2 separate regions of the Homo sapiens genome follow, and region 1 is linked to region 2. The links are chromatin contacts, found by Hi-C in ENCODE. All regions are on one chromosome and are shown on one strand. The core of a region is the stretch at or near the end of the contact, and the rest is flanking DNA. Distances in the headings are between cores, read along the strand shown. Region 1 has its middle 320 kb from the start of LINC00308. Region 2 holds the start of NCAM2 (neural cell adhesion molecule 2).

Region 1 (6,038 bases), core at 1,486-3,985, 1.4 Mb after region 2:
TGTTCTGTTATGTTATTGTTGGTTAGTTGTGCTTTTTAATGAATTCATCTATTCCTGAAAGATGTTGAATTTATTGGCACAATATCATGTGCATGTGTGTGTTTTATTCTTGGTTATTTAAAATGTATGTTATTTTGGGACAATTAAGCATTCACTTCTGATTTTGGAAATTTACTTTTTCTCCTTCTTTTAAATCTGAATAATATTACTCAGGTATATTAATTTTAATTTTCTTTTTAAAAACTAAGTTTTTAACAATTTTTCTTGTTTGTTTTACAGTTTATTTTCAAATTATATATTTAATATTTATTATCTTTTAACTTTAAGCACAATTTGATTGTATATTTCTAGTTTCTAAAGGTGAAACTTACATTATTGATTTTAAATCTTAGTATTTTATAGCATAGCTATTTATATGTAATTTTATATGTGTATACATGACTCTGAAATGTAGTAAGAGCAGTCATAGCATATAACTATTTCATTCTCAAAACAAATCTAAAGTTGCCACTTTCCACATGCCAATTTAAGGTAAAATCTAACATTTTAAATGGATAATTATTTAATGAACTTATTCTGTAAACTAACCTTACCAGAAAACATTTATCCTGAGTACTATGGTCTGTATGTTTTTTCCCCCAAAATTCATGTGTTGAAACCTAACCTTCATGGTAATGACACTAGAAACTGGGGCTTTTGGGAGCTGATTAGGTCCTGAGGGTTAAGCTCTCATGGGTGGGTTTAGTACCCTTACAAAAGAAGATCCTGAGAGATATCTTGTCCTTCCACCATGTGAGAATACAGGGAAGAAAGCACGTGAGATGAAGCAGGGTATAGGCCCTCACCAGATGCCAAATCTACTGGCATTGTGATCTTGAACCTCCCAGACCCCCTAAACGTGAAAAATAAATTCCTGTTGGTTATAAGTTGCCCAACTTATGGTAATTTGTTCTAGCAGCCTAAATGGAATAAGACATTGAGTTTAAGTAAAGAAAAAATTGAATATATATATATATGTATATTTTATATACACACAACATATGATCTCTGTTGCATATTTATCTTTCTTTTCGTTTTTATACTATATAACCCTTTGTAAATGTAAAAACCATTCTCAGTTCTTAGGCTATACAAAACCAGGCTGCAGACTGAATGTACTTTACAGACTCTAGTTTGCCAACCCCTATAAAAATTAACAGTCATTTTAATCCACATTTCTAGATACCTCAATTTAGCTCAAAAAAGAAAGGCCAGTCGCTTCCTTATCATAAATACATATACATATGTTTTGTATGTATACATATACGTATATTTATGAAAGGAAGCAACTGACCTTTCTTTTACATATATGAAAATACATACATATACATGTAAATACATACATATATGTATGCATTTATATGTGTATATATACGCATTATGTGCATATATAGTATATATAACCTTGTTATAACAATGTAATATAAATATTATATGTGTATTATATATTTATTAAAACAAATGTATGTATTTATGTGTGTATATATATAAAGTGTATAGCCTCCTTATTATATGTATATATTTATTTATTTATAATAATGAGGCTACTGGCCTTTCTTTGTTGAGCTAACCTGAGGAAACTAAAAATATGGATTAAAATTACTGTTAATTTTTATAGGGGTTGGCAAACTATAGTCCATAAAGTACATTCAGTCTGTAACGTGATTTTGTATAGCCTAAGAAATGAGCATGGTTTTTACATTTACAAAGGGTTATAAAGTGTAAAAACAAAAAGAAATATAAATGTGCAACAGAGAATGTAAGTCCTGTAAATCTTAAAATATTTATTCCTTAGTTGTTTGCAAAAAGAGCTTGCCAACTCGTCTCATAGGAAATAATAAAAATAATATATTATTATTTTCACATAAAAATTAGAAAAAAGCCTGAAGATTTAATGGGGCACAATTTTGATTTTATAGTAGGCATAATATTGAGATTTACTTTAATATTTTATTTTATTTAATGTCCAGGATACATGTGCAGGACGTGCTGATTAGATTTTTGCCAGTGAAGAGTGACAGTAAGTTATTCAGAACTTTTGGTGCTCTATATAATAGTATGCGTAGGCTGGGCACGGTGGCTCATGCCTGTAATCCGGCACTTTGGGAGGCCGAAGCGGGCGGATCACCTGAGGTCAGGAGTTCGAGAGCAGCCTGGCCAACACAGTGAAATCCTGTCTCTACTAAAAATACAAAAATTAGCCAGGCATGATGGTGGCGTGCCCGTAATCCCAGCTACTCGGAAGGCTGAGGCTAGAGAATGGCTAGAACCCAGGAGGTGGGGGTTGCAGTGAGTGGAAATCGCACCATTGCACTCCAGCCTGGGTGACAAGAACGAAACTCCGTCTCAAAAAAAAAAAGTATGAATAGTAGTATGTCACACACACACATACACACACAGAGACAGATAGAGAGAGACAGAGACAGAGAGAGAGAGAAGCAATGGGATCTTGTGTTATATAAAGAAAGCTTAAAAAGGAATTTGGCATCAGGGCTTTTTCTCTTGGAATGCTGCCCCCAAACCATAAGCAAGGTCCCAGTAGTCTGCTAGAGCAGAGAGAAGAAACATACAGCCCATTGGCCAAATCTGGCTTGCTACCTGTCTTAGTTTCTTTGTGAGTTTCGGCTTCAATAACAAACTACCAAAGAGAAAGTGGCTTAAAGAACAAATATTTCTCACAGCTCTGGAAGCTGGAGAGTCCAAGATCAAAGTGCTGGCAGATTCTGTATGTGGTGAAACCCACTTCCTGATGCATAGATGATTGTCCTACTCTGTCCTCACATAGCAGAAGGATAAGGAAGCTCTCTGTAGTATCTTCTTGTAAAACAAACTCATGAGCGCTGCACCCACAGGACCTAATCACCTCCTAAAGTTTCCACCTCCTGATACCGCTACATTGTGAGTTAAGTACCATAGCAACATATAAATGTTGAGGAAACACGTTAAGTCTAGAACTTCCTGTTTTTATAAATTTTTGTTGAAACATAGCTGCAATCAATTTGTTTGTACATTTTCTATGGCTGCTTTCACATTACAATGATTTTGTGGACCCTATGGCCCCCAAAACTTACAATATTTACCATCTGGCTCTTTATGGGGAAAAAAATGCTGAACCTTGTATTAGACAATGAAAGTCACATGGAAGAAAACCAAGGCACACCTGCTAACCGGCAGCACCAACTGCTAAAGATGTGAATAAAACCACCTTGAACCTTTCATCCCAGCCAAACTCCTAGCTGAATTTAGCCACATACCTACCGGTGTATTAGGGTTCTTTTAGAGGGACAGAACATCATATATATAAAATCTGTATATGATATACACATATATATATAATTTGTATATAATACACACACACACACACACACACACACACACACATATATATATATATAAATGGGAGTTTGTAAGTATTAACTTACACGATCACAAGGTCCCACAATAGGCTGTGTGCAAACTGAGGAGCAAGGAGAGCCAGCACGAGTTCCAAACCTGAAGAAGTTGGAGTCCAGTGTTCAAGGGCAGGAAATATCCACCACGGGAGAAAGATGTAGGCTGGGAGGCTAGGCCCATCTCTCCTTTTCACATTTTTCTGCCTGCTTTATATTATCTGGCAGCTGATTAAATTGTGCCCACCAGATTAACGGTGGATCTGCCTTCTACAGCCCACTGACTCAGATGTTAATCTCTTTCGGCAATACCCTCAAAGACACACCCAGGATCAATACTTTGTGTCCTTCAATCCAATCAAGTTGACACTCAGTATTAACCTTCACACCTGGGACCACATAAAACCACCAGAGAATCACTCAGCCAACACACAGAATCATGAGAAGTAATAAAGTACTGTTGCTCTAAGTCACTAAGGTATTGAGTTGATTTTCACACAATGGATGACTAAAATTGGTACTGAAGTTAGGATGCTGCTGTAGGAATAAAATGTGTGGCACTGGCTTTGGGATTATGTGGCAGGTGGAGATTGAAAGGTCACTGACAAGACTGTAGGTAGAGGCTGGCAGTGGACTGAGAAAATTGTTATTCAGGGTTAGATAAAAAGCAGCACCTGTGTGGTATTGGCAGAAATTTGGAAAAAAATTTTCCTTCAGTAACTTGGAAAAATTGAATATTTATTAAATTGCTTGTGAATCTCACTGAGGACTGTCCTGGCAGAATGAACAAAGTGTCGGCTGGCACCCTCTCAGTTGCAAATAGGACCTTTTGGGTTGAAAAATAAAATTGTTTCTTCTCCCCAGCCTTTCAATGAGGGTGGGGGTGGGAGGAAAGATGTCCAAAGAAAGAATTGGGTCTTTGTGTAATGATTTAATTAACTTTGAGACTCTAAGACCTGTTTTTAAGACCTTATAAAGAATTTTGGTATTGCCTCATATACCTGCTCAGCTAAGTTAAAGGACTTCTAGGAATTTTAAATTTTCTATACTAAGTAGCCTGGCTCATGTCCCAAGGTCATTGATGGTTCAACAACTAGTTCTGAGTGATGCGTACAGGCATCCTTATTTGTAGCATTCACATGGTGTAAATACTCCCAACTCACTAAGAGATCACAAAACACCTTAACATTGAACAATTGTCCCTTACCAGCAGTGGCAGCTGGGTCCTGAATTTCACCGTGAATTAGACCCATGATTCTTAGTGAGTCCCAGAAATCATTATTTTTTGTGTGTATGGTGTATAAAATGTCTAATACTCTCAATTTCATTCTTTAGAAATTGCACTGTTCTGTGGAAATAGAGGCATGATTGGAGAATGACAAAAAAGGGATATTAGAGAAGCCTGTGATCCTTGAGAAATCAGAAGCCTCAGCAGAATAGCTTTATAGAAAAGACAAACTTTTGAGAAAAGGAAAATTATTCCCATGAGAAAAAGTGGATCTCTGAGAGCAAAAGCAGCAGAGACATGCCTAGAGGAAGTTCTCATGCAATAAAATGCCTGATTAGTTCTTAGTTTTGTCTTTCCAGATTCGGCATACTAGGGAGAGAAAGAACATGGAAGGCACTGTACAAGAGTGGACACCGACACAAGTGTTACAGACTGAATGTCCATGTCCCCTCTGAGGCCCTATGTTGAAATCTTCACCATTAAAGTGATGGTACAAGGAGCTGGGTCCTTTGGGAGGTGATTAGGTCATAAGAGTGTAGCCCTTGTGAATGGGATGAGTGCCTGTATAAGAAACATGAGCGCTCATGCACTCTCTCTCTTTCTCTGTCTCTGTCTCTGTGTTCTCGGCCATATGAGGATACAATGAGAAGATATCCCTCTGTAAGTCGGCGAATGGGCCCTCATCAGACATTGGATCTGTGTGCACCTTGATCAAGAATTTCCCAGCTTCCAAAACTGCAAGAAATAAATGTTTGTTGTTTAAGCCACCCAGTTTGTGGAAAGTTGTTAAAGTAACCCAAACTAATTAAGATGAGGACGATCAAAAAGTTCAAAGGATTTGAGAAATAAAGCACTGGGGCAGATTGTAACTGTAACTGTGGTCGGCTAATTGGCCCTTATGTTTTTTTTTTTTTTTTTTAAGGTGTTAGGTCTTCTATTAATTCATTTATGTAGGAGAAAGAAATCATAATTTAAAAATTGGTAATTTAGGATTTAAGATTATAAAAATAGGTAACATTTTCAATTTGTGTTTTAATAGCCTTGGTTAGAATTTAAAATAAAGAGGCATGGAAAATATAAATTATTCTACTAAAACAATAAAATCAAACAAAAATGCTTTAGAAAATACAATTTCATGGCAAGGCGCTATGTTCGGGTATCCATAGGAAAAGGGAAAACAATACTTGTTATGGAACTTAAAATTCAGATGGATAAATATGGAAATATGTTTCAGGCAAGGAGTGATTAAATAAAGGTAAAATTTTGTCTCAGTTGCTGTCAGATTGGAATCATTAATTGGTCAATAAGGCTGTGATTATATGGACAATGGTTTAATTTTATCTTTTACTGAATGGTTATTGAAAGAGATTTTAGTGATTTTA
Region 2 (6,502 bases), core at 2,933-5,432:
TGGTCAATCTATTAAGAAGAAGAACTGGCTAAGGCAAATGTCAGGCTGCATATTACTTTGTCACTGCAATGAGAAATAAATGTGCGTCTGATAGAGCCCTGGAGAGGCACTTCTACTTTTGGCTAAGAAGCAGTTGAGGCAAGTTTTTTTGAGTATATGACATTCTGCTATTGAGTCCTTATGGCAATATAAATTTAGGCTAAAGATGGGGAGAACCCTTGAAAGCCTCAGAATTGTCTTAGTTCATTTTGTGCTGCTATAACAGAACACTACAGACTGGGTAATTTATAAACAATACAAGTGTATTCGGCTCACAGTTCTGGAGCCTGGGAAGCCCAGGCTGGTGAAGGCCTTCTTAGCTGCCTCATTACATAGTGGAATGAATCACATAAACGACAGAGTATGTTCAAGAGAGTGAGAGATGGAACTCACAACCATACGCCCTTTTATAATCGGCATGAATCCATTCATGAGGGTGTAGCCCTCTAGACCTAAATACCTCCCATGAGGCCGCACTCCCAACATTGTTGAACTGGGATTTCAGTTTCCAACACATGCTTTTTGATAGACACATTGAAACTGTAATCCTCATGTGGGCCTATGATTCACCGTCAGACGTGTAGCCCCCGGGATGGAGAGAGTCATCCTAACTTTTTCTGACTATGCATGCCACGACTTACATTGTGAGAGGCTGTGAATATCAGGTTTGTTAGCATAACTCTCTCCCACCTTGTATTTTTCACTCTGTACTTTTTTCAAATTAGACTTCTCTCTGCTTTCCACACATGCTGTGTGGTTTCACGCCCCCAGGCTTTACTTAAGTTTTTCTCTGCCCTGCCCACGTCCCTACCTATCTAATTTCTCCGCTTTCTTCAAAGCTTCATGAATCCTTTCTTAATCCTCTATTCAGAAATGATCCCCTCCTCTTATGTCACAATAGCAGGGCATTTTCACTCTTCTTATGGCATTTTTTAAAAACCTGATGTAGATGATTGAATTGTGTGCTTATGCCTGATATCTTCAACAAGTGGCTATTAACGAATTGAGGGGCAGGATCCATAGCTGTATCACCTTTCTTTGTATATTCCTGAGTACCAAGGGTTTGTCCATTTATCTTTTCCATACACAGAGATGCTCTCTCTCTCTCTCTTATCTTCCCTCTGTCTCTCTCTCTCTCTCTCTCTGTCTCTCTCTCACACACACAGAAGTTTGGACACAGTATAGTCTTATGATACAAACTTCTAATCAGAAATTTCATTTGTGTCTGATAGACTATTGCTACCATCTCCCTAACCTCACTCTAAGAACATTTAATGTCTAAATTACCTTACAGGATACCAGTCAAATTTTCCTCTGGCATGGTTTAACCCATTGCCTAAGAAAAAAGTAATTTGACTTTTTTTTTTTTTTTTTTGAGACAGAGTCTTGCTCTGTCACTCAAGCTGAAGTGCAGTGGCACAATTTCAGCTCACTGCAGCCTCCACCTCCTGGGTTCAAGCGATTCTTCTGCCTCAGTCTCCTGAGTAGCTGGGACTAGAGGTGTGCCACCACCCCTGGCTAATTTTTGTATTATTAGTAGAGACGGGGTTTCACCATATTGGCCAGGCTGGTCTTGAACTCCTGACCTTGTGATCCGCCCACCTCAGCCTCCCAAAGTGCTGGGATTACAGGTATGAGCCACGCCCAGCCTGAAAGTAATTTGACTTCTAATAACACAGAGGAGAATTCAGTTGTCAATATTTCCACCTGATTAACAGATGTGCATGTATGTGTGTGTGATAGGCACTTGGCCACTCCCAGTGTCAGGTTGAAAAATTGCAGGCTGTGTGAAGATGCTATTTGACACACAGAGTATACTTTTAACTGTCTTCTGTGATTTTGTGTGTGTGTGTGTGTGTGTGTGTGTGTGTGTGTGTGTGTGCTGAAGTCATTCTTTGGTATCCACAGGGGGGACTAGTTTCAATACTCTCACAGATCCTTGGATGCTCAAGTCCCTTATATAAAATAGCATAAATTTGCATATAACCTCCTGCATATTACATCATCTCTGGATTAGGTGTAATACATTATATAATGCAAATGCTTTGTAAATAGTCACTTTGCTGTATTTTTTTATTTACGTTATTTTGATTGTATCATTGTTTCATTTTTTTTAAAGTTATTTTTCATCCATGGTTGGTAGAATCTGAGGATGTAGAACTGTGGACGCAGAAGGCCTACTGTGTAGCATTTATCAATGCCCAAGAGAAATGAAGAATTGGAGTAAATAAATGAGTCACGGTCTTTCACATCTATAAATGTGCTACTTCCACCCTTTCCTGCAAAGAGCTGACCATGAGTTTACTTAAGTGTGGTTAGTGCATTCCAGAACCAGTAAAGGGTGTGAGAAGGGTACCGTGGCAAAATAACTTTCTAAATATATTGTCTGCTATAAGATCAAGAGGAAATAAGAGGTTCTCTAGCTGTGAGGTGCTGAGAGGGCCATTGCTTAAGGCAGTTCAGCGATGGTGAGTTGAGGGCCGCCTTTCCCCTCCTCTCTTCCTGATAACCCCATCCCAGGATGCCAAGTGGACGAATCATCTGTATAAAGCGCTCTGCCTGGGGAGGACAAATCGCAGACGGTATCTCCCCTATGCATGTTAGCCTGTGTCTACTCTTGCCCCCTGCCCTCCCTGAAGGCAATGCACTGCCCTTTTCAGCGTGAAATCCCCAGGCTGGGGCTGGATTCTGAGCTCTACATTTCTACCTCCCCCCTCTCCAACCCCCGCTATTTCTATGTCCTCACTGATAAGGAAGGAGCTAGGGTCCTTGTGGAGGCCGGGGCGAGGCAGTTGAGTTTTCTAAGGAGCCAGAGAGAAAGTGCAGATGAAAGGACCCATCGTCAGCGTTTGCAGGTCGCGGTAACCCCAGGCCAGATTGACATGGGCTCCGCACCCGGGCCGGTGATTCTGCCTCTTAACCGCTCTTGCAGGAGAGGTGACGTTAATCTCACAAACGTTTTCCTACCCTTCTAGGAGAAATAACGATAAGCCCCAATCTTAAGGAGCAGAGAGTTAGTTCCGGGCGTTTGCCACGGCTCCCTCACTTCAATTTACACTCGCACACGCGGGTACGTGGGTGTTCGGGGTAGGGCACTGATCTGGGGAAGGTCTCCCCCCCGCGACCCAACTCATCTTTGCACATTTGCAGTCCTCCCTCGGTGCACTCCTGGCGGGGATCTGGCCAGTGCAGCGCACTGGGACCGAGGGCAGAGCCCGCGGAGTGAGGCCAGGAGAGACTTCAGGCCTCTAAGGACACAGCTGAGGCTAAGGCTGAGTTGAACGCAGCCCCTCCCGCGGCTCGTCCCCTCTCCAGTGTCTCTCCCGTAAGGTGCCGCTCCCAACAGCAATGGGTCGAGATGTAGAGGAAACACTCTGTACGTTATTTTTCCGCCCACCCTTTAGCGCCTGAGGAGACAGACAGTGTAGACTTTAGGGTACAATTGCTTCCCCTCTGTCGCGGCGGGGTGGGGAGCGTGGGAAGGGGACAGCCGCGCAAGGGGCCAGCCTGCTCCAGGTTTGAGCGAGAGAGGGAGAAGGAGGTCCACGGAGAGACAAGAATCTCCCTCCTCCCACGCCCAAAAGGAATAAGCTGCGGGGCACACCGCCCGCCTCCAGATCCCCCATTCACGTTGAGCCGGGGCGCGCTCGGGGCGGTCGCCTGCAGTATCAGTATCAGCATCAGCATCAGCATCAGCATCTGCATGAGCATCAGCTCAGCTCAGCTCAGCTCAGCATCAGCTCAGCTGTCCTGAGGCAGCCGGCGGCTGTGAAGGAGCTCCAGGCTGCCCCCATCCCCACGCCCTTCTCGGCTCAGGGCGTGCATGAACCTGCGGATGGCCGGCGGGCGAGTGGCGCCTTCGCGATCGCGGCCGCCCCTCTAGGCGGAGGCACCGGGGACCGAACCCGTGACTTCGAGCTCCACTGCGGACGAATCCCGGGACCGCGCGCCTCGCGGAAGAGCGGCCGCCGTGCAGCGCGGAGGGATACGCCTCGGCCGCACCTCCCCTCGCCGCGCCCCCGCCCCCGCCGCCCTCCCCGCCCGGCTCTGCTGCCGCCGCGGCGGCCGCTGCTGCTGCTGCTTCTGCCGCCGCTGCCGCCGCCGCTGCCTGGATATAGTGCGGCAAGAGCGGAGCTTGCAGTCACTTTGCGAGGAGGAGCGCGCGGGCTGCGGGCGGCTGGGGCACCGCGGGAGCGGCGGCGGCGGCTCTAGCAGAGGCGGCCGGGGCAGCGAAAGGTTCTCTCTCCAGGGCTGGACTTAATAACTTTGAAACTGTCCACCGGTGTCACGTCCTGAACATGAGCCTCCTCCTCTCCTTCTACCTGCTGGGGTTGCTTGTCAGTAGCGGGCAAGGTAGGAGTGTGGCGCTTTATTGCATTTACTTTCCCTCCCCCTTCCACCCGGCCAAGAGAGGCAAAGAGGGAGGCGCAGGAAGAATGAAATGAAAGAACTAAAGTTACAGTTATTGCTGTTGTTGTTATTATTATTTTCGTTCTTTCTCCTAGCTGTCCCTAAAATTGTATCTGTTGTGTGGAGACCCTTAAATAAGAGAAGGGAAAATACAGAATTGGAGAGGGGAATCGGTGAGCAGGATATCCAGGGAAACCGCTTCTTCTTCTTCTTTTTTTTTCCTCTGGGATTATGGCTTTCTCTTATTTTTATTATCAGAAATTGGATGAGTGTGTTAACAGTGAAATATCTGAGGTTGCGGAAGGAAAGGGCACGATGGTGTTTTACAGAAGCAGCAAAAACTATCAGTGTTAAACTCATTTGCAAAATATCTGCTGTGTGCAAGACGTTCGATTCTTGGAGACTCTTTTTTTTTTCCACCCCTTTCCCAAAACCCTAATTCCTGACTATGAAGTGAATGATGATGGCTTATTTCTGTTGGAAACTAAGAGAGGGGCCGTGGATATTGTGTGTAAGAAAGCAAATGGATAAAACTAGGGATGTGTTGCAGTCATTCATTTTGACCCCAACCCCTTATTAATACAGAAAGGTGGAATCATTTTATAACATTACATTGTAATTACACCTGTAGAGGATTTTTGGGGTTGTGGGAGAACTGGTGGAAGCTTTTATCTCTTAAAAAAAAAAAATGAATAGCCTGGTAGAATAACCTGAGAGGGAATTTGTGGAAGCTATCACTGTTTGTCTCTAGAGAGATAGATATGAATTTATCTGGCTGTTTAGATAGTAAACACTCACATGAAATATATTTACAATAAATGGAAGCATTTTCAACTGTCCAGACAAGTTTGGACGTTTAATTAGGGACACAAAATGCTAAAACATGCATTGGTGAAAGTCTTTAAAGGAAAAATAAAATAGCACTAATTTTGAGATATGTAATGATTGCAAAGAATGTTATGTTGTTAGTGTAGTGTGAAATTGGTTTTTTAAAATAATATAATAAATTACAAGACAAGTTAAAATATCCCCAAGATATTCAGTTCTAAGCATTTTTAGCCTCTTCTGTATTGCTCGTTTGGTCCAGCAGGGGGTGGTAGAACTCCATTTTAAGCCCAGAAGTTGGTTTCTGCTCTTCCACAGAGTCCTTCTATCATTCTTCAGCAGGGCTTGACATTTTGGATGTGAAGCCTTCCTTTTTCTGCCCTTCTCCTCCCCACAGCTATAGTGTTAGTGGCGGATGAAACACGATTGGATGCAGATTTAATGTTCAGAAATCAGTATGCAAATGTTGGATATTCCTATAGTTTGTAAAGTGTCTTGATAAGATTCTGCTCATTTTCCCTTCCTAACATAGAGTATGAAATATTTCAGTCTTAGCAAAATTGCAGATATGTCCATCTGAAGCTAATACTAGCCCAATTCGTTAATTCAGTGGTTCTTAAGCAAAGATCAGCATGCACATATGTCCTACAGATATGCTTCTTTAATTTTCAGATAGCTGCTGATTGTGTTTAACTGTTCATTTATAGCATAGACAGGTATTTTTGAGCACCAAGAAACAATCCCTGAAAATTGCAGTTAAAATACAACTGCAATTAAATAAGTGTAGGTAGTGTGGGGCAGAATGGGAGCATAATAGGAAACAAGTTTATGCAGACTTAGGATTACATTGTGAGTGGTTTGGAGAAGAAAAATGTCTCAGTTGTGGAATCTGAATTTATCATTGTAGAGGCTAAGTGTGTTGGAATTTGGAGACATAGGAAATTAGAAATGTTTAGATATATAGGTTTAAATAGTACACAGAGACATAAAATTTGGATGTGTACATGTAACATAGATGTGAAATTGTGATTCAGCTAATTTGTAAGTCAGGATACGAGGTGGTTATGAAGAGGCACTCTGAGACAAGCATCTCTGAAGGGGAGCCCATATTCACTGTAATGAAACAGGGTAGAAGGAGACCATCATTGTAAAGATCTCTCTATCTAGTACAATTTCACAATGTGTGGCACTCATAGAGACACAGATATATATCAGAGAGACGTAGCTT

What was found. A loop is a pair of places that touch in the nucleus more often than their neighbours do. Pooled maps may share reads with other maps.
Region 1: a loop to region 2 is called in a pooled map, with 11 times the contacts of the local background. The contact joins the enhancer-like site here to the promoter of NCAM2 in region 2. A Hi-C loop is called at or near these places in 3 of 50 pooled maps.

Annotation. Positions count from the first base shown.
Region 1 is chr21:22,418,761-22,424,798 of GRCh38, forward strand. No RefSeq gene overlaps it. Among named protein-coding and RNA genes, the nearest start is that of LINC00308, 320 kb to the left of the region's middle. Within about 2 kb of position 2,736, at least 2 of the 41 ENCODE cell types and tissues checked have a DNase peak (open chromatin) inside an H3K27ac peak, as active enhancers do.
Region 2 is chr21:20,994,227-21,000,728 of GRCh38, forward strand. NCAM2 (neural cell adhesion molecule 2) reads left to right here and starts at 4,183. Exons shown (of 18, transcript NM_004540.5): 1 at 4,183-4,392. The coding sequence starts at 4,338.